Linked DNA regions of Homo sapiens: regions 2, 3, 4 and 5 are each linked to region 1. Evidence: chromatin contacts called from ENCODE Hi-C or POLR2A ChIA-PET data. All regions are on one chromosome and are shown on one strand. The core of a region is the stretch at or near the end of the contact, and the rest is flanking DNA. Distances in the headings are between cores, read along the strand shown.

What was found. A loop is a pair of places that touch in the nucleus more often than their neighbours do. ChIA-PET counts read pairs that join two places held with the same protein, here RNA polymerase II (POLR2A). Pooled maps may share reads with other maps.
Region 2: a loop to region 1 is called in a pooled map, with 7 times the contacts of the local background. The contact joins the enhancer-like site here to the promoter of RBM34 in region 1. A Hi-C loop is called at or near these places in 4 of 50 pooled maps.
Region 3: a loop to region 1 is called in a map of HepG2, with 6 times the contacts of the local background. The contact joins the enhancer-like site here to the promoter of RBM34 in region 1. A Hi-C loop is called at or near these places in 2 of 168 maps with a recorded cell type or tissue (HepG2 and naive thymus-derived CD4-positive, alpha-beta T cell) and 12 of 50 pooled maps. POLR2A ChIA-PET finds 5 or more read pairs at or near these places in 8 of 52 experiments (HepG2, MCF 10A, OCI-LY7 and 5 more).
Region 4: a loop to region 1 is called in a pooled map, with 2.6 times the contacts of the local background. The contact joins the enhancer-like site here to the promoter of RBM34 in region 1. A Hi-C loop is called at or near these places in 1 of 50 pooled maps. POLR2A ChIA-PET finds 5 or more read pairs at or near these places in 3 of 52 experiments (Caco-2, WTC11 and naive thymus-derived CD4-positive, alpha-beta T cell).
Region 5: a loop to region 1 is called in a map of CD4-positive, alpha-beta memory T cell, with 4 times the contacts of the local background. The contact joins the enhancer-like site here to the promoter of RBM34 in region 1. A Hi-C loop is called at or near these places in 1 of 168 maps with a recorded cell type or tissue (CD4-positive, alpha-beta memory T cell), 2 of 37 single-sample maps with no recorded cell type and 10 of 50 pooled maps. POLR2A ChIA-PET finds 5 or more read pairs at or near these places in 10 of 52 experiments (B cell, CD4-positive, alpha-beta T cell, MCF 10A and 7 more).

What each region holds. Positions count from the first base shown.
Region 1 is chr1:235,158,240-235,163,975 of GRCh38, forward strand. RBM34 (RNA binding motif protein 34) reads right to left here and starts at 3,011. Exons shown (of 11, transcript NM_015014.4): 1 at 2,935-3,011; 2 at 2,654-2,828; 3 at 2,272-2,408. The coding sequence starts at 2,987. RefSeq lists enhancers at 1,374-1,978, 2,265-3,464, 3,166-3,345.
Region 2 is chr1:235,996,263-236,001,998 of GRCh38, forward strand. The region is part of intron 12 of NID1 (nidogen 1); the gene reads right to left. Among named protein-coding and RNA genes, the nearest start is that of LINC02768, 27 kb to the left of the region's middle. RefSeq lists enhancers at 2,964-4,163, 3,065-3,114, 3,155-3,224, 5,190-5,736. Within about 2 kb of position 3,274, at least 13 of the 41 ENCODE cell types and tissues checked have a DNase peak (open chromatin) inside an H3K27ac peak, as active enhancers do.
Region 3 is chr1:234,496,627-234,502,362 of GRCh38, forward strand. No RefSeq gene overlaps it. Among named protein-coding and RNA genes, the nearest start is that of TARBP1, 20 kb to the left of the region's middle. RefSeq lists enhancers at 2,497-2,791, 2,786-2,835, 2,876-2,925, 3,336-3,425. Within about 2 kb of position 2,630, at least 35 of the 41 ENCODE cell types and tissues checked have a DNase peak (open chromatin) inside an H3K27ac peak, as active enhancers do; they include PC-9, where a contact is called at or near this core.
Region 4 is chr1:234,542,158-234,547,893 of GRCh38, forward strand. No RefSeq gene overlaps it. Among named protein-coding and RNA genes, the nearest start is that of LINC01354, 13 kb to the left of the region's middle. RefSeq lists enhancers at 1-287, 288-788. Within about 2 kb of position 2,539, at least 26 of the 41 ENCODE cell types and tissues checked have a DNase peak (open chromatin) inside an H3K27ac peak, as active enhancers do.
Region 5 is chr1:234,596,300-234,602,035 of GRCh38, forward strand. No RefSeq gene overlaps it. Among named protein-coding and RNA genes, the nearest start is that of IRF2BP2, 11 kb to the right of the region's middle. RefSeq lists enhancers at 3,052-3,565, 3,566-4,079 and silencers at 3,623-4,152, 4,553-4,602. Within about 2 kb of position 3,517, at least 40 of the 41 ENCODE cell types and tissues checked have a DNase peak (open chromatin) inside an H3K27ac peak, as active enhancers do; they include B cell, CD4-positive, alpha-beta T cell and OCI-LY7, where a contact is called at or near this core.

The sequences.
Region 1 (5,736 bases), core at 1,761-4,260:
CCCCATCTCTACCAAAAAAATACAAAAATTAGCTGGGTGTGGTGGTGGGCGCCTGTAATCCCAGCTACTCAGGAGGCTGAGGCAGGAGAATCGCTTGAACCCAGAGGCGGAGGTTGCAGTGAGCAAAAATTGCACTGTTGCTCTCCAGCCTGGGCGACAACAGTGAAACGCCATCTCAAAACAAAAAAAAAAAACAAAAAAAAACGAGGGATAAGGGAAAGAGGCGAACGTGGATGGATCTGACGGCACAGTCCCTAAAAAGGCAGAACATATGTGGTACACACAGCACCCAGGTGGTTGAGTTAATCTTGGACAAGAGGGAAGACACTCTGCTCTAAGAAAGAGGGGAAGAAATATGGCTGTGTACAGATGCATTAAGTTTAAATAGGACAAAAAGTAGCAGTTCCCAACTGTCAGTGATTAACAGCTCCAGAACTGGTACAAAGGTCTTCAGTTGAAATGAGAAAAGGGAAAAGGAAATAAGGGGCTTGAGGAGAGTGGCAAAGAAGAGAGGAATGAAGACTGTTAGCTAGGTACACGTGATGGGATCACTATTTGCATCTTGATTCAAATACACTGTTAAACAACGTTATGCTGGCCGGGCATGGTGGGTCATGCCTGTAATCCTAGCACTTGGGGAGACGGAGGTAGGAGGATGGTTTGAGCCCAGGAGTTCAGGACTAGCCTGGGCAACATAGCAAGACCCTGTTTCTATTTTTTTACTAAAAAAAAAAAAAAAATGCTGACTGGATCACTTGAGTCCAGCAGTTTGCGACCAGCCTGGGCAACATGGCAAAATCCCGTCTCTACAAAACATACAAAAATTAGCTGGGCATGGTGGGGCATGCCTATAGTCTAAGCAACACAGGAGGCTGAGGTGGGCGGCTGGATTGAGTCTGGGAAGCAAAGATTGCAGTGAGCCGCAATCGCACCACTGCACTCCAACCTGGGTGACAGAGCCAGACCTTGTCTCAAAAAAAAAAAAAAAAAGTTAATGAGGGAAATGAATAAATTTAAGAACACCAAACTCGGCCAGGTGTGATGGCTCACGTATGTAATCCCAGCACCTTGGGAGGCGGAGGCAAGTGGATCATGAGGTCAAGAGTTCGAGACCAGACTGGTCAATATGGTGACACCCCGTCTCTACTAAGAATACAAAAATCAGCTGGGTGTGATGGCGCGCCCATAGTCCCAGCTGCTCAGTAGGCTGAGGCAGAAGAATCACTTGAACCCAGGAGGCGGAGGTTGCAGTGAGTCAAGATTGCGCCACTGCACTCCAGCCTTGGCGACAGAGTGAGACTCCAGCTCAAAAAAAAAAAAAAAAATTTTTTTTTTAAAAAGCAAACCAGGCCAGGTGCAGTGGCTCATGCCTATAATCCCTGCACTTTAGGAGGCTGAGGTGGGTGGATCACCTGAGGTCAGGAGTTCAAGACCAACCTGGCCAACATGATGAAACTCTGTCTCTACTAAAAACACAAAAAATTAACCGGGCATGGTGGCACCTGTAATCTCAGCTCCACGGGAGGCCTGAGGCAGGAAAAATCACTTAAACCCGGGAGGTGGAGGTTGCAGTGAGCTGAGATCAGGCCACTGCACTCCAGTCTGGACAAAAAGAGCAAAACTCCGTCTCAAAAAAAAAAAAAGAAACGCAAACCAAATTCTTTTATATACATGCTGAAATATTTATAGATGAAACATAAATTTTCATTTTGCTTCCAAATAATGAGGTGGTAGCTGGGCGAGGTGGCTCACACCTGTAATCTCAACACTTTCGGAGGCCGAGGTGGGCAGATCGCTTGAGGTCAGGAGTTCCAGACCTGCCTGGCCAACATGGTGAAACCCTGTCTCCACTAAAAATACAAAAATTAGCTGGGCATGGTGACGCAGGCCTGTAGTCCCACCTACTCAGGGCCGAGGCAGGAGAATCGCTTGAACCTGGGAAGCGGAGGTTGCAGTGAGCTGAGATCACTGCACTCTACTGCAGCCTGGGCGTGGCATCAAGACTCCATCTCAAAACAAACAAAAACAAATAATGAGGGGGTATATGAGTGGGGTAAAAATACAAAAAGGTTAGCCAAATATTAGTAATTGCTGATGCTGAGTACACGGGGTTTCTTAGCCTTTTCAACTTTTCTATATGTACTGGATTTTCCATAATAAAAGTTTTGAAAGAAAGTAGAAATATGAAATAAAACTGACGAATATTCCAAGTATAGGAATGTTAATTTACCATCTAATTTCTTTAACATCAAATAAGAGAATTTTACCAACCTGTCTGCCAACTTTTTTTCTGCGTTAGTGTGTTTCTTCTTCGCTTTCACTTTTTTGGCAGGTTCTTGCGAAAGTGGTCTTTCAATCTGGGATGTACTTTCTTCCTCCTCATTCCGTTTCGTTTTTTTGATGGTTTGCTTTTTAAAAGTTTGAAGTTATATTTGAGACCCCATACTTCTAGAATTCTGACCCTAAGCCATAATTCAGTCTTTCTAAATGAGAATCTCTTCTCTCTCACTGGTATGTAAGAGTCATGAAAGGTTACTTAAAATGAATCCTGTCTGCCCCCTTTAGAAATCACGCTTCACGCGGTAGGTAAGAAGATTGCTTTGTATGTAAGTGGTTCTAACGAGCTATTCGGGAAGAAAGCCCAGTGACTTACTTTAGGCACAGGCACGTACACGGGTTGAATCTGGGGCTCCAGAGAACTGAAGAGGGACGCCAGCCGACCGGTGCCACCTCTGGAATGGTGTTCGCCGCGAAATAAGCTACTGGCGACCTGTCCAAGCCTGTAGTCTTCCGGCGGACTCCCGCGAACGCCGTCGTCAGGATTCTCTCTAGAAATGGACGACAGAAACTCAGCCACGCCACGCACCACCGCTTCGCCAGCACGAGGGAACGTACAACATCCCTCCCCAGGTACTCGTGCCGCGCGCCACTCACCCCTCCTGGACACTTCTCTTTCTCTTCCGTTTGCTCATCCCTTCCAAGGCCATTCTTACTCCAAAGACTCCCAGACTGCAGCTGCGCGCCAGCTCGCACTTCCGGGTTCCGGGCACTTCCGCTCTCTGGCCACGCCCCCTCCCCTCCGGCAGTCGGCCGCCGGGCGGCGGCGAAGGGAGGCGCTGGGTGAGGGAGCAGGTTTGTCGCCGTCGGTTGGTGGTCCTCGCCGTTTCAGAAAAGCCTCATTTTGGGAGTGAAGGACGTCTTCTGGGAGTGGTTGAAGCCTGCAGTGTGAAGAATCAGCCAGGCTAGGAGCGGGGTGTCCACCCAAGCCGAGAGAGAAACACGTAGAATACTGACTTGTTGAAAAGGAGGGAGGGAGGTTTGGCAAGAAATGCGGTTAGGGGTGAACGCAGTGGGGTGTTTACAATTTGCTAATCGCTGTGAAGAGTACAAAGGAATTCTTTGTACTCTTCTTGCAACTTGTCTGAAACATGACATTATTCCAAAATAAAAACCACAACTCTAACGAGTCACGTCAACATACAATTCGAAAGATTGTAATGCGGACCTGCTATTCTACCTGGAAAAGTAGATACTTGGCATTCAAAACGCTTCAAGGTGTTCTCAGCCCGTCTTCCCAGACTCATCTCCCTCCAGCCCCTGACATTCTAGCCTGCTTTCTCCACTGCCTCTACAGTTGTTATTCCTGTCCCCTCTGTTGTAATTGCCCTCCTCTTTCCCCTTCTGCAAAATAATGTCCATCCTTCAAGGCCTACCTCAGATACTGTCTAACTTAGTATTTCTTTGCAGCCAGGTGCGGTGGCTCGCCTGTAATCCTAACACATTTGGAGGCCGAAGTGGGAGGATTGCGTGAGGACTAGGAGTTTGAACCAGCCTGGTCGATCTAGCGAGACTTATTCTCTACAGAAAAGAAATTAGACGGGCACCTTCGCGCTCGGCGCCTGTAGTCCCAGCACTTTGAGAGGCTCGGGCAAGAGGATCCCTTGAGCCCTGGAAGGTCGAGGCTGCAGTAAGCTGTGATCGCATCACTACACTCCAGCCTAAGCGGCAGACCCTGGCTCAAAAAAAAAAAAAAAAAAATTCTTTGCTATTTACAATAGGGATATTTTCCCAAGCCCCCATGGTACTTACTATAATCATTTTTGGTCTGCTTTAGTGTTAGTTACAGTCTCTTTAGATGTAAAGGCAAGACAGTAAGGATTATGTTTTATTCATCATGTATGCTGTGTCTCTATTAGCTGTACATAGTGAATATTTGTTAAATTGACTCTCAGGGTAATAAAAGATTACTAGTTAAATCATCCAATAGTTTGAGTGGCAAAATAGGATTTGACTTTGTTCTTATTTTCTTTCAGACAAGGTGTTGCTCTGTCACCCAGACTGGAGTGTAGTGGTGAGATCACGGCGCACTGCAGCCTTGACTTCCTGGGCTCAAGCCATCCTCCCACCACGGAGTAGCTGGAACTGCAAGCAGCAGCACCATGCCCAGCTAATTTTTTTTTTTTTTTTGGAGACAGAGTCTCGCTCTGTCGCCCAGGCTGGACTGCAGTGGCGCGATCTCAGCTCACTGCAACCTCCGCCTCCCGGGTTCAAGTGAGTCTCCTGCCTCAGCCTCCCAAGTAGCTGGGATTACAGGTGCATGCCACCATGCCCAGCTAATTTTTGTATTTTTTTAGTAGAGACCGGGTTTCACCATGTTAGCCAGGCTGGTCTCGAACCCCTGACCTTGTGATCCGCCCACCTCAGCCTCCCAAAGTGCTGGGAGTACAGGTGTGAGCCACCGCGCCTGGCCTTTTTTTTTTTTTTTTTTTTTAAATAGAGATTGGGGTTTCACTGTGTTTCCCAGGCCGGTCTTGAACTCCTGAGCTTGAGCAGTCCTCCTGCCTTGGCCTCCCAAAGGGTTGGAATTACAGGCGTGAGCCACTGCATCCAGCCAGGATTTGACTTTGAGTCTTTTGGGGACAGCCTAAGCTTTTTGAAAGCTACTCAACCAAGTTGACTGGGAATATATGTGACTTTTACTTCCCCCTTCAGAGAAATTTATGAAAAAAATCCACAATATTCAACTGCTCGGCCCTGGGTTTTGATTACTGGGCCCCTTATTTTGGTTTCCCATAATCTTGATCTTCTGGTATTTCACAAAGATGAAGAAAGCTTATCCATACATGCATGCGATACAACTCAAAAATCTGTTCTATCCAGTCCAGTGAAGAAATTATATTCTATATTTCTAGAATTATAGAATTCTATTCTGTGTATTTTTTGAGACGGAGTTTCACTCTTGTTGCCCAGGCTGGAGTGCAGTGGCACGATCTTGGCTCATTGCAACCTCCGCCTCCCAGGTTCAAGCGATTCTCCTGCCTCAGCCTCCCGAGTAGTTGGGATTACAGGCATGCACCACCATGCCTGGCTAATTTTATATTTTTAATAGAGACAGGGTTTCTCCATGTTGGTCGGGCTGGTCTCGAACTCCTGACCTCAGGTGATCCGCTCGCCTTGACCTCCCAACGTGCTGGGATTACAGGTATGACCCACTGTGCCCAGCTAGGTAGCAGATACTTATAGAAGAAAACAGACTGCGAAAGCAGCTGTGGTTGCAGATAGTTTTAAAATTATCTTCATTGCTGTTCAGTGCTGTTTTTAACCATTTAGAGATCACTTACTGCTTTGAGAGTTTTTTAAAATATGAGGACATGGTGGGACAAGGTGGCTCACGCCTATAATCCCAGCACTTTGGGAGACCAAGACGGAAGGAATGCAAGCCCAGGAGTTTCAGAT
Region 2 (5,736 bases), core at 2,024-4,523, 840 kb after region 1:
GGAGGGAAGCCAACAGCTGAACACACACTTTGCAATTCAGTGAGTGGCTGCCTTGACAGAGGGAGATAGCAGCTACACAGAAGAGACCGTCCACAAGGCATGGAGAGCCAAGGAATGCCTAGGTGCTTTTTTAAAAAATATATAATTTGTATTTCTCTTTTTAATTCTGTCCATTTTCACTCCATGTATTTTTTTTTTAAGACAGGATTTCACTCTGTCACCCAGGCTGGAGTGCAGTGGTGCAATCTCAGTTCACTGCAACCTTAACCTCCCAGCTCAAGCAACCCTCCCACCTCAGCCTCCTGAGTAGGTGGATCTACAGGCATGCGTCACCACACTTGGCTAATTTTTTGCATTTTTAGTAGAGGTGGTGTCTCACTAGGTTGCCCAGACTGGTCTCGAACTACTGAGCTCAAGTGATCCATCCATCTTGACCTCCCAAAGTACTGGGATTACAGGTGTGAGCCACCAAGCCTGGCCACTTCATGTATTTTTTTAAGTGGCAGGGTCTTGCTATGTTGCCCAGGCTGGCCTCCAGCTCCTGGACTCGAGTCATCTTCCTGTCTCAGACTCCTGTGCTTTTTTTTCTGAGATGGAGTTTTGCTCTTGTTGCCTGGGCTGGAGTGCAGTGGCGCGATCTCGGCTCACTGCAAACTCTGCCTCCCGGGTTCAAGCGATTCTCCTACCTCAGCCTCCCGAGTAGCCGGGATTACAGATTCTTGCCACCATGCCCGGCTAATTTTGTATTTTTAGTAGAAATGGGGTTTCACCATGTTGGTCAGGCTGGTCTTGAACTCCTGACTTCAGGTGATCCGCCCGCCTCAGCCTCCCAAAGTGCTGGGACTATAGGCATGAGCCACCATGCCTGGCCTCCTCTCTGCTTTTTTTTGATGAGTAGAAGATTGTGGTTGAATAGGTCTAGGGTAGGGCTCAACTGACTTCTCCTGTTAAGAGGAAGAATAAATATTTTCGGCTTTGTGGGCCATGAGGTCTCTGTTACGACTACGCAACTCTGTGGTTGTAGCATGAAAGCAACCATGTTTCATACCTCAATGAATGAGTGTGGCTTTCCCAATAAAACTTCATTTACAAAAACAAACAGTGGGCCAGATTTGGCCTATGGGGACTGTAGTTGCCAACCCCTGCTCTAGGCATTACCAGTTATGTTAAGGGGAAATATGTACTTATTTGTATATATGTTTACACATGTGTACATTAATTAATATATACTAAAATGTTAATTAATAATAAAAAATATACTGTAATCACATAGACTAGAATATTATATATTTCTCAGAATTTTGCACCTGGGAATGTTTTTGACTCTCAGTTCCATTACTTTTTTTTTTTTTTTTTTTTTAAATTAGAGTCTCACTCTGTCTTGCACAGGCTGGAGTGAAGTGGCCTGATCTCAGCTCACTGCAACCTCTGCCTCCTGGGTTCAAGCAGTTCTCCTGTCTCAGCCTCCTGAGTAGCTGAGACTACAGGTGCCCACCACCATGTCTGGCTAATTTTGAATTTTTTTGGTAGAGACGGGGTTTCACTATGTTGGCCAGGCTGGTCTCGAACTCCTGACCTCAGGTGATCCACCCACCTCGGCCTCCCAAAGTGCTGGGATTACAGGTATGAGCCACCATGCCTGGCCTCAGTTCCATTACTTCTGGTGTCACCTTGTACATGTCAATGATACAGATTAAGCTGTGCCTCCTGCAGCAGTGGAACAGGGATGGCAGTAATAACAGATCTCACAGGACTGTTTGAGGAGTCAGTGGGAGGTGACGAGACAAGGCACACAGAGACATTTCGAGCTCTGCACCCAGATGTTCATTTGCGACTGGATCCTCGCAAAGCAGACACAGTGACATTCCATAAGTGTGTTGCCAGTGAATATTTGAAGTACCTTTGTCTGTGTTGCCAGTTCTCATGTTGGTTTGCTTAACGTGGTTGCTCCCTTGGTGAGAAGCAGTTAGCATGCCAGAAAAGTATTTGTTGAACCCAGCAAGACAAAACCATGCATGCTTTTCTTTTGTCCCAGAGGCTAATTAATATAAAAAACAAAACAAAACATTTGAAGTAGGAAGCACCAAACAAAGATACAAGCAAGCCATCTGGTTAGAATAAAAAATGTCTGGCTGGGCACGTTGGTTCACGCCTGTAATCCCAGCACTTTGGGAGGCCGAGGTGGGTGGATCACCTGAGGTCAGGAGTTTGAGACCAGCCTGGCCAACATGGAGAAACCCCGTCTGTACTAAAAGTACAAAAACTAGCTGGGTGTGGTGGCGGGTGCCTGTAATCCCAGCTACTCGGGAGGCTGAGGCTGGAGAATCATTTGAACCCAGGAGGCAGAGGTTGCAGTGAGCCAAGATTGTGACATTGCACTCCAGCCTGGACGACAAGAGCAAAACTCTGTCTCAAAAAAAAAAAATCTGGTTTTGTTCACTCTTGAATGTAAAACGTGTTTACTTCCACAAAATTTTACGTTGGCATAGGGTTTTAGAGTTTTCATATAAGCTGTTTCCATTCACAGATATGTTTCATTTGATTCTCATTGCAATCCTATGTGATAAGCAACTGCAGTTTTTACACCAAATGAGAAAACTGAAACTCAGAGAAGTTGAGACTCCTTCAGGCCACAGCACTGGTTGGTGGCTCAGAGACTCCTTCAGGCCACAGCACTGGTTGGTGGCTCAGTTCTAACGAGAACCTAGGTCTCTGGGTTTGTGGTCTAGCCCCGCCCTTCTGGTCTGGCATCTGGCGTCCACATTGCCAGTGCTTAGACGGCTCCCTCACATTGAACCTGTTACGACAACAGCGATGTACACACAGTACCTTAGCTCATTCACCAAAATTACCTGTGCATCCAGAGCCCCATTTTCCTACCAATCACATCTGCATGTGGTGGTGCTTTTCCAGTTAGAAAACAAAACTGGTGTCCTGTGTGCTGTCAACCAAACAAAACTTTTCATGCAGTAAGCGTTGTTCCATTTTATGTGGCCGACAGAGTTGTGTTAACAAAGTATTTGGTCAGCATAGAAAATCTCAAGGGCTCTAGAATTTACAGTGGAACTTTGAAGTACTGTATCTTGAACTTGTAAAAAGGAGGGGGAACCTCAACTGTACTCAGGAAATAGAATCTCAAGTGAGTTTATAAAAAGCTGTGATCTCGGTGGACTTTCTGGGCCAGCAGACAGTGGGAGCAGCCCAGGGGCTCTAGGGAGAGTCCCCTGCTGAGTGTCCCTGGCCCCCATGGGAAACTTTCCATTAAAGGCCTGGTGGATGGGGTGGGGGTAGTGGGGATGCTAAAGACGCATTTCCTGAGCTTGTTTCTGGTTGATACATTGATGACTCAGACAAGCGTCTTCTTACTCATCTAGTTCGAGCTGCTAGGGAAGAAAGCATTCAAGACCTGATACTTATCTGAGGAGTGGCAGGAAGTCTGGGGTGACTTTTCTCAAGGTGGGGGGACAAAGAGAATGAGAGGAAAATGAAACAGAGTGTAAACCAAAAATAAAATTCCAAGTCCGCCTACCATCGGAATGGACCCCTCCTCTCAGCCGAGGGCATTCCAAAGTCAACCTATGAAACTACTTCAGGCCATGAGAGGAAGGGGAGGGTTGGCCACGTCTCATTACCATTAACATCAACATGGACCTTAAGACTGAAAGAACAGGCCGGGCCCTGTGGCTCTCGCCTGTAATCCCAGCGCTTTGGGAGGCTGAGGCGGGTGGATCACTTGAGGTCAGGAGTTTGAGACCAGCCTGGCCAATGTGGTGAGACCCCATCTCTACTAAAAATACAAAAATTAGCTGGGCGTGGTGATGGGCGCCTGTAATCCTAGCTATTTGGGAGGCTGAGGCACGAGAATCTCTTGAACCCAGGGAGTGGAGGTTGCAGTGAGCTGAGATTGCGCCACTGCACTCCAGCCTGGGTGACAGAGCGAGACTCTATCTCAATTAAAACAACAACAACAACAACAGCAACAACAAAACCTGGCAGAACAGACTCTTTAAGTCTGATAAGAAACATCTACAATCTGTTCTCTCTGAAGCCGCCTACCTGGAGGCTTCATCTGCATGACTAAACCTTGGTCTCCACAAGCCCTTATCATAACCCAGACATTCCTTTCTATTGGTTCCAGGTTTTTAGATAATAACTCAACCAATTGACAATCAGAAAATCTTTGAATCTGCCTATGACCTGGAAGCTCTCCCTCCTACACTTGGCTCCCAGTTGTCCCACCTTTCTGGACCAAACCAACATACATCTTACCTGTATTGATTGATGTCTTATGTCTCCCTAAGATCTATAAAACCAAGCTGTAGCCTGACCACCTTGGGCATACGACATCAGGACCTCCTGAGGCTGTGTCACAGGCATCTCCTTAACTTGGGCAAAATAAATTGTTAAATTGATTGAGACCTGTCTCAGATACTTTTTGGTTTACAAGAAGGAGAACTAAGAAGAAAGTACATTCTTGACCTTGGATTTGCATTCCATTCCCTTGCTTGATTAAATTGGTTTCTCTGTGTTCATTCAAATAAATGACAATTGTAGCCTCTCATATACTCAATAGAGTGGAGAGAGGGGAGGTGCTCACAGATGTCAAGACTCTCTGGAAAGAGACGACATGCAACCGTGGGAGAACCCATGGGCTACTCAGAATGGAACTTGTTTGGGAAGGTGCTATTTATTCAGCATCTTCCTGCACAGAGTCCACGCCCCACTACAGAGGCAGCTACTCCCAGGGCCTACACGGGTTCTGAGCATGCACCTCTGGGACACACATCTCTGGACAAGGTCACTCAGGTGCAGTGAACAGTCCCTGGTCTCTGCTGGCTTTGAGATTTTTTTTTTTTTTTTTTGGAGACAGAATATCACTGTCGCCCGGCCTGGAGTGAAGTGGTGCAATCTCAGCTTACCGCAACCTCTGCCTCCCGGGTTCAAGCGATTCTCCTGCCTCAGTCTCCCAAGTAGCTGGGATTACAGGCGCCTGCCACTGCGCCCAGCTAATTTTCTGTATTTTTAGTAGAGACGGGGTTTCATGATGTTGGCCAGGCTGGTCTCGAACTCCTGACCTCGTGATTCACCCGCCTCGGCCTCCCAAAGTGCTGGGATTACAGGCTTGAGCCACCACGCCCAGCCTGGCTTTGAGATTTTGCTGGCTTATAGCCCCATCTCATTCACTGCCAAATAGACACTTGTTAGTCCAAGCAAGACTGCCAAATTTCCAAGAAGGAGAATTTACAAGTCAAGGGGGCAATGTCCATCTGACATGGTCTTCATCCTCATGTTCCTAGGGGCCACTAAGAACAACACTACTAATAATAGTGATAGCAACAGCAATAACGGTGATAACAGCTTTCTTTACTTATGAACTCTCTTCATGTCCCTTCCCAACATTTACCCCCATTCTCACAGGGCTAGAGAGGAAGACGAATGGCCAGGGAGGGGCACTGAACTCGCAGTTAGGAAAAGGCAAACAAAGAAGGGAAAACAGAAAGGTCGTAAACCAGCATGGAAGAGAGCTTGCACTCCTCCTCTGTGTGCAGTCTCTTCTGTCACAGTGTGAAACTGCATTGTTGAGTTTCATCACACCTGTTTCCTGGAGCAGCTCTTGGCTCCCAGCTGCCTTCCTCTCCCAAAATTCTACCACAGCAGGGCTTTTAAAATCACTGTAGTCATCATACGCTTCAGGTCAAGAGCCCCATGGACACGTGAAGCACTTACTCACTAGTG
Region 3 (5,736 bases), core at 1,380-3,879, 660 kb before region 1:
ACCTGAGGTTTCTCCATGTTGCCTAGGCTGGTCTCAAACTCCTGGACTCAAGCAATTGGCCAGCCTCAGCCTCCCAATCATTTACTTTTTCTTACTTGCAGTACCCACTGCAGAAAGTCAGACTACTAACAAACGTCTATAATTGGCTAATCTCTGAAGTACTGGAAAAACATCCAGAAGAATAGGACATGAAGCTGACAACACGCTTCATGAGGAATATGACATAAACTTATCCCCCCTTGCCCAGTTTTTTACTTTGAAAATTGTCAAACATATGGAAAAGTTCAATGAATAGTACACCATTCAAGGGCACCATACTTCACCTAGATTCACTAGTTGTTTATAGTTTACCAATTTTCCTTCTCTTCCTCCATCTTTCCTCCTATATATGTGATGTATGTGTGAGTATTTACAGACACACACACATTTATATTCATATACGCCAAACCATTTGAAAACAAATTGTAAGCATGATGCCACTTCACCTTGTCACACGAACAGCCTGGCTGCTCACACAAAGCCTGTTCGTGGACTCTCTTCACGTGGACGCGCGTGACACACCTTAAGTGCTTTAATATGTACTCCTAAGAGCAAAAACATTGTCTTTTATAATCCCAGTGCCATTATTACACTCAAGAAACCTAACATTGATATTTTAAGGGACACTTTTTCAAAAAAAAGGTAAAATTATGACTCGTACAGATACTAAAAAAAAAAGTTAAAGATTTATTCAATTCATTAATAATGAGGAAACTGCAAGACGCTACTGCCAGTTCAAAAGATAATCCAAAGAAGACACACATTTATTGATAAGGATACTGAAAGGAATAAGCAAACTGAGGCAAAACTGGCTGCTTCTTGTCTGTGGTCAAGGATTGTTTTGCATTGTTATCCATGATCTACAATTTATTGAGTTGTAAAATAACTCAAAGGCCGTGAAAGGTGCAGAGCCCCTATAGGATCAAAATTAGATAACCCTGAAGGGTGGGTGGGTGGGTTCTAGACCTTTTCCTATAAAGGGCTAGATTGTAAATGTTTTTGGTTTTGCAAGCCATATGGTTTTTGTACAGATACTCAACTGTCAGTGAACATGCAAGTAATCTTAGACAATATGTGAAGGGTGAATGCTGCTGTGTGCCAATAAACTTTATTTACAAACACAGGTGGCCAGCTGGATCTGGCTCACTGGTTGTAGTTTGCCAACCCTGCTCTAAACAATGCATAATTTTCCATTGAAGCATACATTTTACCCTACAGATGCAACAATAAGATGTTGTTACGGGCTGAATTGTGGCTCCCCAAAATTCCTTTGTTAAAGTCCTAACCCCTAGTACCTCTGAATGTAACTGTAGTTGGACATAGGGACATTAAAAGGGTGATTAAGGTAAAATGAGGTCATGTTGGTGGGTCCTAACCCAATATGACCGATGTCCTTATAAGAAGAGAAAATTAGGACTGGGCACAGTGGCTCATTCCTGTAATCTCAGCACTTTGGGAGGCTGAGGCAGAAGGATCACTTGAGCTCAGGAGTTTGAGACCAGCCTGGGCAACATAGTGAGACCCCCATCTCAAAAAAAAAAAAAAAAAAAAGAAGAAGGAGAAGAAGAAGAAACAATGAAGAAAAGAGAAGGCAACTAGGACACAGATAGGCACAGAGGGAAGACCATGTGGTAACACAGAGAGAAGACGACCATCTATAAGCCAAGGAGAGGGGCCTCAGAAGAAACCAACCCTGCCAACACATTGGCCTTGGATCTTCAGCATCCACAACCGTGAGGCAATATAATAGCCCTAGCAAACGAATGCAGATGTCTTCCAGTTTTAAAAAGACAGCTACATAATCTTGGGTCAAGTGAACAGGATGCTATTTTTCCTTAAAATTGTTTTATTAGATGCAATATTTGCAAGATACATTTCAAAGGTGGAGATAGGAGGAAGGTTTTGATGTCAAACAAGTTTAGAAACTATAGCAAACTGTAGTTCCTTCTTAGAAATCCACTACATTCTCAGTATGTGTCATGCTCCTGAGATATCCTGCAATCAGGTCTGTTTAACCTTTGCGTAACCCTGACTTTCCCAAACTTTGAATGCCTTTTCAAAAAGAGATACAATTCTGATTAATAACACCATCATTCTTGGAACACACTTTGGAAACACTAGTATGAACAAAATATGAGGCAAATATTCTAAGGATATAAAGATGCCTGTGGACTGAGCCTTGAGAACTGTGGGATTCACAAGGCTGGAAGGGAATACACGCGTTCCAGGTAGGGGCGAAGGGAAGACTCCTGTGGCCCGTCATGTGGCGTCATGATGTGGAAAGCAAGGCACAGAGGGGCCACACTGCCCAGAGCCGAGTGCTTATGTTGCTGTGTGATAGGAAGGCTGGTCCTGAAGGAAGGATCAGTGCCCCCTTGTCAAAGAGAACCTGAGGCTTTCAGTATCCAGTTGTAGAATAAGGAGTGGAATTCGGAACATCTGGCCCTCGGTGTCTTCCTTTGGGGGCCCTGGTGATCACTTCCAGCAGAACTTTATCGCCCGCAATGGGTTCCTTCTATGAGGTCTGTCAATGGGGTAAAAGCCCGGATGGTGCGCCCAATGTCAGCCCGAAGCCACCAGATGGCGCGCGGAACCCGCAATGCACGTGCGCCAGCCTCGCGTTTGTCCCCGCACTGGCCCCAGGCCTTGGGAAATGTGTCTTTCCCCAGCCTTTTTACACTTTAGGAAGCTCTTCTTTAGAGAAGCATGTGAAACACCCCCCTGCACAACTGTGCTCCTCCTGCCCTTCCCCTCCTGGGGACACATCAGCAGCCCTTCCCTGGTTTGAAGAGTTTCCAAGCCGAGGAGTCTCTTGCATGTTTGTTCTACTGGAACTCGAAGCAGGAAGCACTGAGCTTCCATTTTGTAACCCACGATCCTGGTGAAGACAATCGTTAGGGAAAAAACATCTTAAGGATTGTGTGTTAGGGCAACCTCATTTCTGGCGTGAAAACAAGCCCCGCAAACACCCTGTTGTTACTCTGGTGTTCTGACTGCAAACACGGGGGGATGTAAGATTTTTACCTAATCCCAAACCTCGGCCCTGAAGAGTTAATGATGTTACTCATGCCACTGGGGCACAAAAGAAAGACTTGCATGTTCGGGTGGTTATGGCTTGCCCAGAGCGGTGGAATGAGCCATAAGGCTGAAGGCCAAGGGACTCGGGCCACCCATGCAGTGAAATAATCCCCCAGAAATGCGGTGCCGGGAGTGGAAATGAAAGTAAAGAGAACAGTCATTCCAGGGCATTGGCTAAACCTGACTAAACCTGACTGATCATCAAGCCTAAAGTTCTCTCGACTCCCAAAACTGCAAATCTCAGATTTTGGGAGGTACTGCGTAGAAACCAGGAAATGACAGAAATCAAGCAGTTGGAACACTGTTCTTGTCCAACTCTGGGTCTTAAGCTCTGTTCTCATTTTCAGTTCCAAAAGCAATGAATAATTAATAAGGTAGTTTTTGAATGGAAAGCACATTTCAATGGATGAGTGATGATTTCCGAAGGGCCTCTGACAGTTTCTGTTTATTTCCTTCCTTCTTTCTCTTTTTGAAATAAAACCGTGGAAGTGAAGACTGAAGCAATATTCAAATATACAACAGCCTGCATGTTTGACCCATCAGAAACTTGCACCAATAATGAAAAGCAGGATCTAATATCTACCTTGGCACCTGCTGTATGCCTCACACTCTGTTCCGTGTTTTTATGGAAGTGATGTCTCATTTAATCCTCACAGTCATGGCTTGGTAGTTGGCACTGGCCCAGGTTTTTAGATGAGGACTCTAGGCTCCTATGAGGTTAAGCAGCTCACCCAAAGTCACACAACTAGTAAACTTGAGAACTAGGAATTGGAACTAGGTATATCTGATTTCAAAGCCTCAGTTCCTCTTCCTTTGCCCATGCATTTCACAGACTCATGGGACCTCATGGAGTTAGAAGGGATCTGGGAGGGCATTTAGACGAATGCTCTAAATAATGCATGAATCTCTTTTCCAGCATTCTCTGTAAGTTGAAAGCTAAACAAGTGTGAATGTGCCTGAAATCAAAAGCTGAAGCTGAAAAAGAAGTCAGAGAAAGACTTCAGAATTCAGATAGAGGGCCTAAAATACATGTAATAGATTTTGTTCCTATTTTCTCTAAAAGTGGGACAGATGTATATATTTAAGTCTGTGAGAAGGCCAACAATGCACCTAAGGAATGAGTCCAGACTGTTGTTCTCTTAGCCCAGCTCAAACGGGAATAGTTGAAGAAAAATGACTAGGAAAAGAAGGCACGTGCTGGTATGGATGGGATGTCTCTGATATCCTGAAGATATGTGCACTGTAATTCAAAGAGATTCAGAGAAATGCCACTGTTTCAGCATACACATCCTCAGGTCCTGGAATGATAAGGCAAAAAGCTCTGCTCTCCCCCAATACTAGGGAAAGGTAACTAAGTGAGAGCAGGTGACCAGCCTCGGGCCACATAGCAAGGAGGTGGCAGAGCTAGAAATAGAACCAAGTGCTGAGTGTCTTGGTTGTGCCGTGGTGCTGCTCACCCTTGCTACCTCACACATCTTCCGTCATGACTGGCTCTGTGTGAATTTGGAAACTCAAAACCAGGTTTCAGTTTTCATTACATACTGGAAACTTGGCCTTGGATCACAAGAAGTTCACTATGGGGGCCGGGCATGGTGACTCACGCCTGTAATCACAGCACTTTGGGAGACCAAGGTGGGCGGATCATGAGGTCAAGAGATGGAAACCATCCTGGCCAACATGGTGAAACCCCGTCTCTACTAAAACTACAAAAATTAGCTGGGCGAGGTGGCACGCGCCTGTAGTCCCAGCTACTTGGGAGGCTGAGGCAACAGAATCGCTTGAACCCAGGAGGCAGAGGTTGCAGTGAGCCGAGATTGCGCCACTGTATTCCAGGCTGGCGACAGAGCCAAACAAAACAAAACCAAACAAAAAAAAATTCACTATGGTTTGTGAACCTTTCAAGCAAATGGAGCCAGGTTTCTGTCATGCGTCGACCCCCACCAATGCCAGGAGGGATGGATGGATTTGAGTGGGAATCAGGCACAATTCCATCAACGTGGTATTGACATGTCCCGGAGTGCATGCTGGCCTGGAAGGACACCTGGAAACGGGGGCCCTCTACAAATCCCAGGTGCCGTGGAGTCTTTCAGAGCCAGTCAGGGAATAACTTGGGGAGAGAGAGAGAGAAAAGGAGGGAATGATTTAGGAGGTGTGCATATTCATTTGCAAATGAAGTTATGGAAGTTGCTAGTGAGATTTTTATTGGTAATTAAGTGATAATGCCTGTGTAAAGCTGCTAGAGTTGGAATTCCTGTAAAATACTGAAGGGACTGAGGCCCTTTTGAGAAATGTCTTATTGTTTAGCATTTTCAGAAACAATTTAGGTTTCTGTAGTATCTTATATCCTGTAACTAGTAACTCCTCAAAGCATTCTTGCGAGGCAGGTCGCTGGGCTAACCTATTTGTGCACCTCCAAAGATTGTTCATTTACATGTAGAGGGTATGTTAGATGACACCTCTCTCTCTCTCTGTGACACACACACACACACACACACACACACACACACACGCTAGGATAGAGGATCAAATGTCCTTCACATGGCATGGCCAGGTAGAGAGTGTTTTGTTTTGTTTTAAATCATTAAGATCCTGTATATGATTAGCTTGAGATAATCCAGT
Region 4 (5,736 bases), core at 1,289-3,788, 620 kb before region 1:
GCTTCTATTGATTCTGTTTCTCTGGAGAACCCTGGCTAATATACCCGTAGACATCTGGAGTCCTCAGATAACTTTAAACTCTACACTCTGACAGTCACAGTAAAGGTGAATTTCGCAGGGGTGCCACTTGCAAACACAGCTAGCCGGTCCCGAGCCCGCACACCCTGCCTTGCTTTTCCTTCCCATGGAAACCACCCTAACAGCTCCTGCCACTGTCCCACTCTCCCTCTGGCTCCTGACCCACCCCGAGGGTGGCCCTGTGGTCCTGCACGCTGTGCCACTGTGGCCCTGCACGCTGTGCCACTGTGGCTCTGCATGCTGTGCTGTGTTCTCCCAGGCAACTGTGAGAATACTAAATCTTTCAACTTTCTCCATCTCTCTCCCGACCTCGCCTGGGCTTCCTGCACCTCCTCCAAGGTAATGTGATGAGACAGACTGTGATTGCAGCCCAGTGCCAGCGAAACTGTGGGCCAGCCCTGGCCCAGAGCTGGGCAAGTGAGTTATTTGTCCCTGTCACGTGGTGCTCTGCCAGCTGCGACGGTGCTATTCTATGTGAGATCTGGGGCTGATAGAAATGATGGCAAACTTCTTGAGCAGCTTAGGCTAAAAGAATTGGTCTTTGCATAAAACAGAAATTGTCATCATCATTATAAACACTATCCTGGCCCTCCAGAGAGCCCAGATGAGCTGTGTTCTTGGTGAGGACAAATGTCCTTCCAGAAGAGGGGTATTTATTGGCTCTTCAGGTCCCAGAGAAGTCCCAATCCCCCATGCAGGAAGGATTCCAGAAGCATCCATGTCTGAGGATAGGACCCTATCTCAGAGCAGAGCTCGCTCGCTGCACCTAGGGGAAGAGGAGGACAGTTGCTTTCCAGAAAAAAGTTAATTTACCCTGAGTGATTCATAAAGTTGCAGAATCACAGAATTACAGAACCTTAGAATTTCAGAGGCTGAAAGGGATCTAACAGGGCATCCGGGTCCAATACCCCTCATTTTAAGCAAGAAAAAAAAAATAATTCCAATTAAAATACAGCCCTCCACTCGTCTGCAGTTTCTATATAGAGCCCCAGATGAATGCTAATTAGAAGACTGGTTGGAAGAACAGCTTTTTCCTACAACCGGTGTTCATTTTGTGGGATTTCTCACTGTTGATTAATTAATGTAAGCATCCGTCCATTCACCTGTTTGTCTGTTCACCTGTCTATTCATTGCTGCATCCATTCCTCACCCCAGTAAAAAATTGAGGCAGTTACATCAAGAATACAGACATGGTTTGCTCTCCCTCCCTCCTCCTTCCTTTTTGTTTTTCTCTCCCATCCAGGATGAAGACGAGCTAGCTCTGCGCATGTGTGCGTGTGGGAGAAAGGCCAGTTGCAGTCAGTGTCACGGTGCTGTTTTTGAAACTCTGCAGGTCCCTCATAGGCCGGCTGATATCACCCATGCCAGGATTGCTTGGCCTTGACAGAGCCTGTGTTAGAAGGGACTATCATGAAGGTATCCAAGATACTAAAGGGCTGAAACAAGCCCCTCTCTTGTCTTCACAGTATCTTCCAGTGGCAGACAGGAGGCCACTGGATGAAGCTGAGGACAAATAAATGTCAATAAACCACCACTGGGAGCTGCTGCTCCCCCATTTCCCGTGGCCTGCAGGGGGTCACTGAGTTAAATGTTACAGCTGATTGTGAAAGGGACCTGGTGAATCCATGATCAATAATGACATTGGTTTTTACACGAGCTAAGATAAGGGTAATTAAATCTTGTGCTTCAGGCCATATAAACTGATCTCCACAGGAGGGCAAGAATTAATTTAATTCCACACACACAACCCCTTCCAACCCCTCTGACAGCTTTAGTATAATGGACTCAGTGCAGGATGGGGAAGATAGAGCACCAGGTATTAACCACCACACCTATCGGGAGCTTGAACTTGATGGGCCTCGTGGCTGATCCAGGGCAGCAAATCCAGAGCTGCTTACAGCTTCTCTCTGTGCTGGGTTTATTACATACAATCTGTACAGGGGCTGTTTCCACACTTAATGGCAGTCCTGAATCACTATCTATTTCCCATCCTTGCCTGCAAAACAGCAACCCAGAGCTAGTGCTATGCCGTCAATACCGGGCCCCATAAAGCCACTGCTGTATAGATTTGCCTTTTTGTGCATGTGCGTCTGATTCACGAGCACTTTGGCAGCCTTCCAGGCTTGAGGAGAGGAAAAAAACATCCTGAGCATCCCAACAGCCTCATTTTGATCTGTGATACTGAGCAACTCATTTCCACTTCACAGGCTCTGCTGAGCTGTGCCACAGAAAGACAAATCCCAGATGTGGCAGGGGTGGGAGGCGGTGGAGGGAGAGGGGCTGGCTGGAAGGAAGGAGGGTGCAGGAGAGGGAGGGAGGGAGGGAGGGCCAAGGGAAGGGAGGGAAGATGAAAGCAGAAAAGGGCCACATTTATTAAGCTGTTTTTCTTTTGGTGAAAAGAAGCATTTATCAGTGATTTCATATATCATGTGAGAGGTGGCTTCCTGCCAATTTCCAAGAATCCAAACAACCCGCTGACATCATATGCTAAATATAGCTCAGGCTTTGCTTTAGGTGAACAAATAATGCCGCTGGACAGGAATAGGTTCTCTTCAGTTACATGGTTATTATGATCGGCTGTCAGGCTTGTGTAATCAAAAGAATCATGTCCAGTTCCAAGGAGGAATGGTGCAAAGAACTCATCAAACAATTTCGGGAGATGACTGATGAACCCCCATTCCTCCTGCCTTCCCAGGTGGCCGGCTGAGCCTGGCTGCTGGAGGAAAGGTGGGCAACTCTGTTGTTGCAGGTCTTCAAAGCCCTGGTGTGTGTGTGTGTGTGTGTGTGTGTGTGTGTGTGTGTGTGTGTGTGCGTGCGCTGTATTTCCACCTCTGCCCTGCCCATCAGAAAAGGTGGCTGATCTCTCCAAGGGAAATGCGTAGAAGGAAGACAGACCTTCAAACTCACAGATATGGTGCAGGAGCTATTCATGAGGCTGGGGCAGGAGCGAGCGGGGTGGGGTTGGTGGCACAGATAGTTCAGGCAGTCTGTTTATTCTGCAAGCATTCAGGTAAGGGTGCTTGTCTGAAGGCAATCGGAGAGCCATCTTCCACGGCTCTTGGGCTCTGGTACTTTTGATTCTACCTCCCATAGCTTTTGTGTTGTGCGTGTCCTGTCCGGGACTGGTGCCTGTCATTCTGTCTGAAGCCACCTGAAAGATTAAGATTCGTAATGAGACCTCTCCCTCCTCTGCCAGCACTCTCCTTCTCCCTGCCCACTCCCCCAGGCTCACACTGGGGAGACAGGGAGCTTGGGATGGGTTTGTAAGTATTTGGAGGAAGGGGCAGCAGTAAGGAGAAGAGAAGGACGAGAAAATTAGTGAGGGAGATAAGGAGCCGGTGCATCAAAATAGCTGCTGGAAGGTGTTGTATCCCTTCGAACATCTGCATGATTTCCCTTCTCAGTCAGGGATACAATAGAGGTTGTTACTATGGAAACTGGTGTAAAAGCAGCACAGAGAAAGGAGAGGGCTGGATATAAAGAGGAAAGAGTAAAAGGCATATACCACTTTTAAATCATCAAAGAGGAATACTATAGCACTTCCCACCTCCAAGAGGAGGAAATAAGTCACTGAGCCCAGGGAGGGTTGAATACTATGATCATGGGAGGGGTCAGAGACTATCGGACACCACCATCCTTTCCCCTGGAAGCCTGTGTGTTGAATCTGTCCACTGCTGTAAGATCGTTAGCCAGAAAAGAACGTCCAGGCAGTTGAGGGTGGTCAGCTTCATGGTAGATGGCATGCTTGGCTCTGCTCGGCCACGGCCTTTGGGAATGGCCTTGGAGGGAGCAGGCCATTTTTCTGTGTCACGGTTTCATCACCTGCCTTCCTCAGAGGAATGACGAAGCACCTTGCTCAAGAAAGAAATGCTAGTGCCATTCAAGGCAAAGAAAGGACAGAGCTTCATGTGCTCTGTGTGCAGAGGGAAAAAATGTGAGCAATTCCAGCTGGTGTCCTCAGCATCATACCCAAGAGGGGCCACGGACCAGGCAGAGGCCAAAGTCTGTGCGTACCTAGCCAGTTTCACTTTGTTTCAGTGTGGGTATTAGTGGGATGAAATCATTTGCTCAGGCTGAGGAGAGTTTTGACAAGTCATTGGTGTTTCATGCAGACTCATACACGCAATCCTGTAGACCAGTCTGTCCGATAGAAATATGACGCGAGCCACGATGCAATTTATTTATTTATTATTATTTCTATAGAGACAGGGTTTCACTTTGTCACCTAGGCTGGAGTGCAGTGAGGCAATCATAGCTCACTGAAGCCTTGAACTCCTGGGCTTTAGCGATCCTCCCACCTCAGCCTCCCATGTAGCTGGGACTACAGGTGTGAGACATCACACCCAGCTAATTTTTAAATTTTTTGTAGAGATGGCTGGTCTCAAAATCCTGGCCTCAAGCGATCTTTCCACCTCGGCCTCCCAAAGCACTGGGATTACAGGCGTGAACCACCTCACCTGACCCACTATGGAATTTACAATATCCTAGTAGTCACATCCAAAAAGTAAAGAAACAGGTTAAATAAACTTTAATATAATTTCTCTGTCATGTTATTTAACCCTGGTATATCCAAAATATGATCATTTCAACAAAATTAATTCAGAGATTATTGATGAGATATTTTATACCCTTTCATACTGAATCTTTGAAATCTGGATTTATTATTATGTGTGTTATGTGTATGAGAGAGAGAGAGGGAAAGAGAGAGAGAGAGAGATAGAAAGAAAGAGGGAGGGAAGGAAGGAGGGAGGAAGGGAGGGCCAAGGAAAGGGAGGGAAAATGGAAAGAAGGAAGGAAGGAAGGAAACAGGTCTCTGGCTCAGGCACTAACTCTAACTACGTGCCTTGCATCACTGTGGGAGCGATAATAACACACACTCACTCTTTGAACAGATGGTCAGCCTCGAGTACCTCCCTTTACCATTGAACAGTGACCCCTCATCCTCCAACCACAATCCATGGCCGCTGGAATCAGACAAACCCAGCTGAAACCACAGCTCTCTTTCTGAGTGCCTCTCTCTGAGGGAGTTTCTTAACCTTTCTGAGTTTTCCTCAGCTGTGAGATGGGAATCCTATTTTACAATTGAAGGTAGGTCCCTCAATTGTTTTGGGGATGGAATAAGAGAATGCCTAAGACCAGGTCTAGCACTGATAAGGGAAGCTCCTTCCTGTCCCTTATCCCAGCTCTAGTTTGCCAGTCTTCCGCTGAGCACCTAATCTTCTCCAGGCCTCTGTGAGTGAACAAACTAGAATTGTACATTTTTCATGTACTCAGAAAGCCGCTTGAGTAGAAAGGAGACTTCAAGGACTAAGATTGAGTTTGTTTCACTAATTCACTCCAGGCTGATCACTGGATGTTTCCCCAATTCAGAGAGATACTAATATGCAGCCATTCAGAAAGAGTCCTTTTGATGACCATGGGTTACATGGTAAGATGTTTAGAGAAGAAAATTAAAATATGTCCTTCCTTATAAATAAGATCTAGCATTTGGTAGCACAGTAGGGTGACTGTAGTTAACAATAATTTATTGTATATTTTAAAGTGGAATTGAAATGTTCCTAGCACGAAGAAATGATAGGTGACGGATACCCCAATTACCCTGATGTGATTATTACACATCGTATGCCTATATGAAAACATTGTATGTACCCCGTAAAT
Region 5 (5,736 bases), core at 2,267-4,766, 560 kb before region 1:
TTTTAGGGTTTATTCTGGCCGATGAACTGAGAATAAGTTGCAGAGGACAAGGGCAGAAACGGGAGGAACAGTCTGGAAGACTCTGCAACACCCTAGACAAGAAATGATGGCGGTGTCTAGTAGGTAGTGAGATGTGGTCAGATTCTGAATATATTTTGAAGGTAGAACCAAGAGGATTTGCTGATAGACTGGATGGAGAATGGCTGAGAAAAAATCCAAGTGAAAGACCACTCTAAGGTCTATGGCTCAAACAACTAGAAGATGGAACTGCCATTTTGTAAAATGGGAAAGACTGAAAGGGGACTGTGGTGCGGTGGTGTTGGGCGAGGGTGGGAGGGAGATCAGAAGTTCAACTTCAGACATATAAATGTGAGACGTCAATTAGATATTCAAGCGAACAACTGAGTAGGTAGCTGGATATACCAGGCTGGCACTCAAGGACGGAGGTCTAGGCTAGAGAAATAAATCTGAGAGTAAGCATATAATGTTATTTTAAAACCATATTTCTGGATGAGATTGCAGGGAGTAAGTGTAGACAGAGAGAGAGGAAAAAAAAAAACCATCTGAGGACTAAGCTTAGGGGCACTCCAACAAGTGAGACGATGAGGAATCAGTGAAAGAACAGCCAGTGAGGTTGCAGAATGAAGAAAGTGGTCTCTGGAAGCAAACTGAAGATACTGTTTCTTAATACCTTTATATTTAAGGTTAGAAAGAGGTGGAGCTGGAAGTTAAGAGTAAGCCGTCTGACCCCAGAGGCCATGTTATTTATCATGAGATATATGTGGGGAGTGAAAGAGCAAGTGAACCAATGAACAAATAAGTGAATGAATGAATGGCTATGGCCAGATGTTGGTTCCTTCATGTAATTTTTCCTCTCCAATCTCTCAACTCTTGCACATGCCATCTCTTTTCCTTTCATATTTGTTTATTTAACAATAAATATTGTTATTTATTTTAAAGTGTTTGTAGACATGGTGTCTCACTATGTTGCCCAGGCTGGTCTCAAGTGATCCTCCCACCTCGGCCTCCCAAAGTGCTAAGGTTACAGGTGTGAACCACCACATCCAGCATCTTTTCCTTCTTAACTGCTTACAATTCATCTTGTTCACGAAGAGTTTCAACCTAATTCCATCCATGTCCTCAACCCCTCAGCAAACATGGCCTAGATGAAGGATCTCTGGCTTGGTCTGGTCATTCCTTGAGACTCAGCTCAGCCAGTATTTGTTACTGAGACCTTGAATCATTTCTTTCCAGTGCTACAAATTTTGAGGCTGACAAACCCAACTCTTCATGACCTCTGAAGACTTATTCATGAATCCAGTGGCTCCTGTGTAAAGAAATATGATTTACAAGAAAATTAAATGATTTTTTTACAAACACAACGTTTTTACCAAGGCCAAAATCCAATGAAGATGCTCTTATTTCCCATTATACATCATTTTTATTGATTCCTTATTTAAACAAACCTTAACAAAAATGAAATATGTTCAAACATATTTTCAACCCACTCACCTCCAGCTGCTACCAGCCACACATATACCATCCTTGCTTTTAAAGTCATAAATGGAGTGAGGTAGACCATTTTGGTGGTTCATAGGCAGGCTGAGCCTTGAGTAAATGAATCTGAGCATAGGGTGTTTCAAGAAAAATATGCATATTCTTTTTTTGTGATATTTTTAGTTCCAATGAAACTATACATCCTCCAAGGTGATGATAACTTCGAGAATCTTCTGGTACTGTGATTGAAACCCAGTGAGTACTCTAGCTACAAGACACTGGCCTGAGACAATGCATTTTCTGTGATGACAGCAGGGGGAGCCCCTTCTCTCCAGTGTTTCAAAGCGATTTGCTATTATTCTGTTTAATATAATAACTGAAAGTCTCTATTTTGGGTGGTAGGCACTCACTGTGCCCAATCACCTAATGATGCCCTGTATGACAGCACCTTCTCATGTCTGGTTGATAAATGAAAAACCAGAAATCTGTCATAGAAATTACCTAATTTGATATTTTAGCCCCCTCTGAGGCAAGTACATCATATATATATATATATATATATATTTTTTTTTTTTTTTTTTTTTTTTAAGACAGAGTCTCACTTTGTCGCCCAGGATGGAGTGCAGTGTGGCGATCTCGGCTCATTGCAACCTTCGCTTCCCAGGTTCAAGTGATTCTCCTGCCTCAGCCTCCCAAGTAGCTGGGATTACAGGCATGCACCACGGCGCCCAGCTAATTTTTGTATATATAGTAGAGACAGGGTTTCACCATGTTGGCCAGGCTGATCTCAAACTCCTGACCTCAGGTGATCCACCCGCCTCGGCCTCCCAAAGTCCTGGGATTACAGGCGTGAGCCACTGTGCCTGGCCTATATTTTTTTTTAATAATTGCAAAACAGACACAAAAGCTAATTGAATTACCTGAGATGACTGCGCAAGTCCCAAGAACATCTGGAGATTTCCTGACCTTTATTCTAGTGGTTTTATCTGGGGGCAGAACTGGACAATTCTGAGGTGTTTTCAGAAAACCTTGAATTTGCATCTCTCAGCATAGTTCCCTCTCAAAGGTCTTTGTGAAGGAGCAGAGCCACTGAAATTGCATTGCTGCTGTGTTAAAAACAGCCACAGGAAAAGAGCAAGAATAATTTCCTAGGAATTGCATTTCAACCCGGAAAAGCTTCCAGATTCCTCAGTAACATATATAAAGAGCAGAGTGCATTGCATGATTTCCATCTCAAACTTCTAAATGGTTTTTGTGCCTATTATCTAGAAAGAAAAATATGTTGGTGAAGGAAGTCTTTGGGTAGGGTTGTGTCTAGGAATTCACAAGCCTGAAGCAAGGCTTTTTTTTTTTTTTCTAGCCTCCTATCCATTCACCGGTTCATTCACTTTTAAACAATCACTAAAACTATTACACAATACTTATTCCACAATCTAGTTGCTACTTCTGGTAGCCAGCACCCTGCCCCCCCAACTCCAAGGCTGGTGATGGAGAAATAGTTTAATGTCAGTTTTTTAAAGTGACAGGGGTCATGCTGTTCATTTTTTGAGAAAATACTGCAGAGTATTAAAGGGAATAATTAATAAAAATTAGCAGTTAACTAATTGGGTAGAACCTCAGGTGCACAACAATGCTATGATCAAAGAAAAACTTTTTTCTTCAAATTTAAATAAAAGTTTCTTGATAGAAAGTAAACTCATTTTCAGGCAGTCAGTTGTTAACAGTACTCTGGGCAGTTCCCATAGGGGCATGTCCTGAGGTTTGCTTAATAAATACATTTTTATTAGCATGCACCATCCATTAGTGCTAACACAGATGCTTCTTAAACACGCGTGTTTACTTCACCAGCACGGAACATTTGGCTTATTATAGCTGCAGCCAAAAAAAAAAAAAAAAAGCAGCATCATGATTTCCAAAAAGGGAGTGACATTTGATTTGGGGCAGCTCTTGTCATGCGCCATCTCCAACTTAGAAAATCCACCCTGTACAGCCCGGCCCGCGTCAGGGACCCTTGCAGGCGGCAGCCACGGCTGCTGCTGACGCGCGTTTGATCTTTTCTGGGCCACCGAGGGCTCGCCACACCCCTGCTCTGGCGCGCACGTTCCTCGCTCGGCCTCGCCCAGCAGGAGCCAGACCTTTTACTTTATTTGGTTCACCACGCGGTCTCTGCTCCAGAGAGCGCGCCGGCGGCGGCGCACTCGGGCCCTCGCGCGCACTCGCACATTCTTCCCCGGGAACGCGGGCGGGGGGCGCGAGGAGGTGGCCGGGCCCGGGCTGCGGTCCCTCTAATTATAGCCCGGCAGCTGGCGCGCTGGCTTGGCCTGGCGCTCGGGGCCAGGACTGGGCGGCGGAGCGGAGGGGCGGGGCGCACCGGGCCGTTTCCCGTTTCCGGGCCCGCGCCCCGCCCCGTCCCGTCCCGTCCCGTTCCGTTCCGTTCCGCCCCGCCCCGCCCCGCCCCGCCCGGGGTCGCGCGGCTCCACGTGCGCAGAGCCGGGCGCGCGGAGACTGCGCTGCTCCAGCCCGGGAAAAGTTCTAGAATAGAGGCGCGGCGCAAGTCAGGGGGCCGCCTTGGAAACCGCAGCAAGGGCTCCTTGTGGGCTCCAGGCTGTTGGAGAGTGAGGGAGCCTCCTCCCCTTTCCTTCCCGTGGAGTAAACAGAGCTTGGCAGGGCTGGAGGCTTTCTTCCTTTTAAAAAGTGCCATTCTGAACAACGATACAAAGTGAAAAAATAAATTTTTTAAAAAAGAAAGGGAAAAACTACAATTTGACCATTCTGACCAGCCTCCTTGTTCCAACTGGCCTCTTGATTTGTATAAAGATAATGGGGTCCGGCGGCCCCCTTGATGCATGAATTGCACGCTGGGCATAATGAACTTATTGTGCGAAAGCACTTTGGACTTCGGACTGTGTTCCTATGTCAGAATTTTACTGTGGTTTGTAAGATAAACTGGAAGGAAACAAACTCGTGGTTAACTCTTGTCAATACGTGTCTTGAACCAAGCAAAGTGACATTTCCTACCTGTGGCTTTGACTTTAAGCTGCACAAAAGGTAGGAGCTAGCCTCTCAGCTGTTCAAAGCCTAGAATGAGATGCCTGCTTAGTAGGTGTTAAATTATAACAGCAACAACCCATATGGTGCTTATTAGGAGAATAGTATTCCAAAACTTCTCTAATGACTGTGACCCTCCTGTGAAATTCTGATTTCAATTGTATATGGGGTACAATAAATCTTTATCTTTTATCACCAGAAAAGCTAATTGAACTGCTGTTTGCAGGCAGAAATAACAAAATGGGGGTAATGGGCTCTTAGCCTGGGCTAAGACTCTCAACAGCTTTTTTCTGTTTTGCAGCTCACACATACAGTCGGCTCAGGCAGACGGCCCAAGACAAGCCTGTGCCAAAGAAATGCTGATTTAGTCTGACCCAGACAATCTCTACTCCCACATGTCACTTCTCTGCAGAACTCTTACTAGTATGGCAAATACTTTAAAAATCATACAATAAAAGAAGGCAAAACCTCAGTAATTTGAGGTTCACTTTTAATAAACTCTTTCCATGCATTAAAATAAATTGAGGCCCTGAGCTCTGGCGAAATGTTTCCGGGTTTTTAATTCCCACCGCCCCCCCACCCCGGAGGCATAAATAGCCACATACGCAATTCAAAGTACTCTATTTGAACTAGTATAGGAAAGATGTTTTCTATAGATATTGCAGATAAATTTGCAATGACTTAAATATTTATCTGCTAAAGTTGCTGAGTGCCTCCACAACAAAACCGAACTCATTTTTTGTGCACGATGGGCATCTGAATGCTACCTGATGGTGATGATATAGAAATACTAATTGCTAAGTAAAAGTGGTAAGTGATGTGATCTACAGATTATGTAATGTAGTTCATTTCCCCCAAAATGTAAACTATATTTAGAAATATTCAAATGTGACATTATTACCCTATACAGGATGTCTTATCTCAGCATCAAGGGCGTCTGTAGAGCTGCTGGAGGAGGCTCTTTAGATTACGCAATCTAACTTCTGACAGCCCATTCAAAGGATGAGAACCGGTGCCTTGAAGCTCTCAATTTAAACTAGGAATCCTGTAGTCTAGTCTCTAGACTTATCTGACCTAGGCAGAAATCATCTCCTAGAGGCTTTTCATGGCTGATTTTGTGATGTTTTACTTGCACTGAAGATTTATTATTCCATGTTTTGAGTTAGTGTTATACAGTGCCATTCTATATAT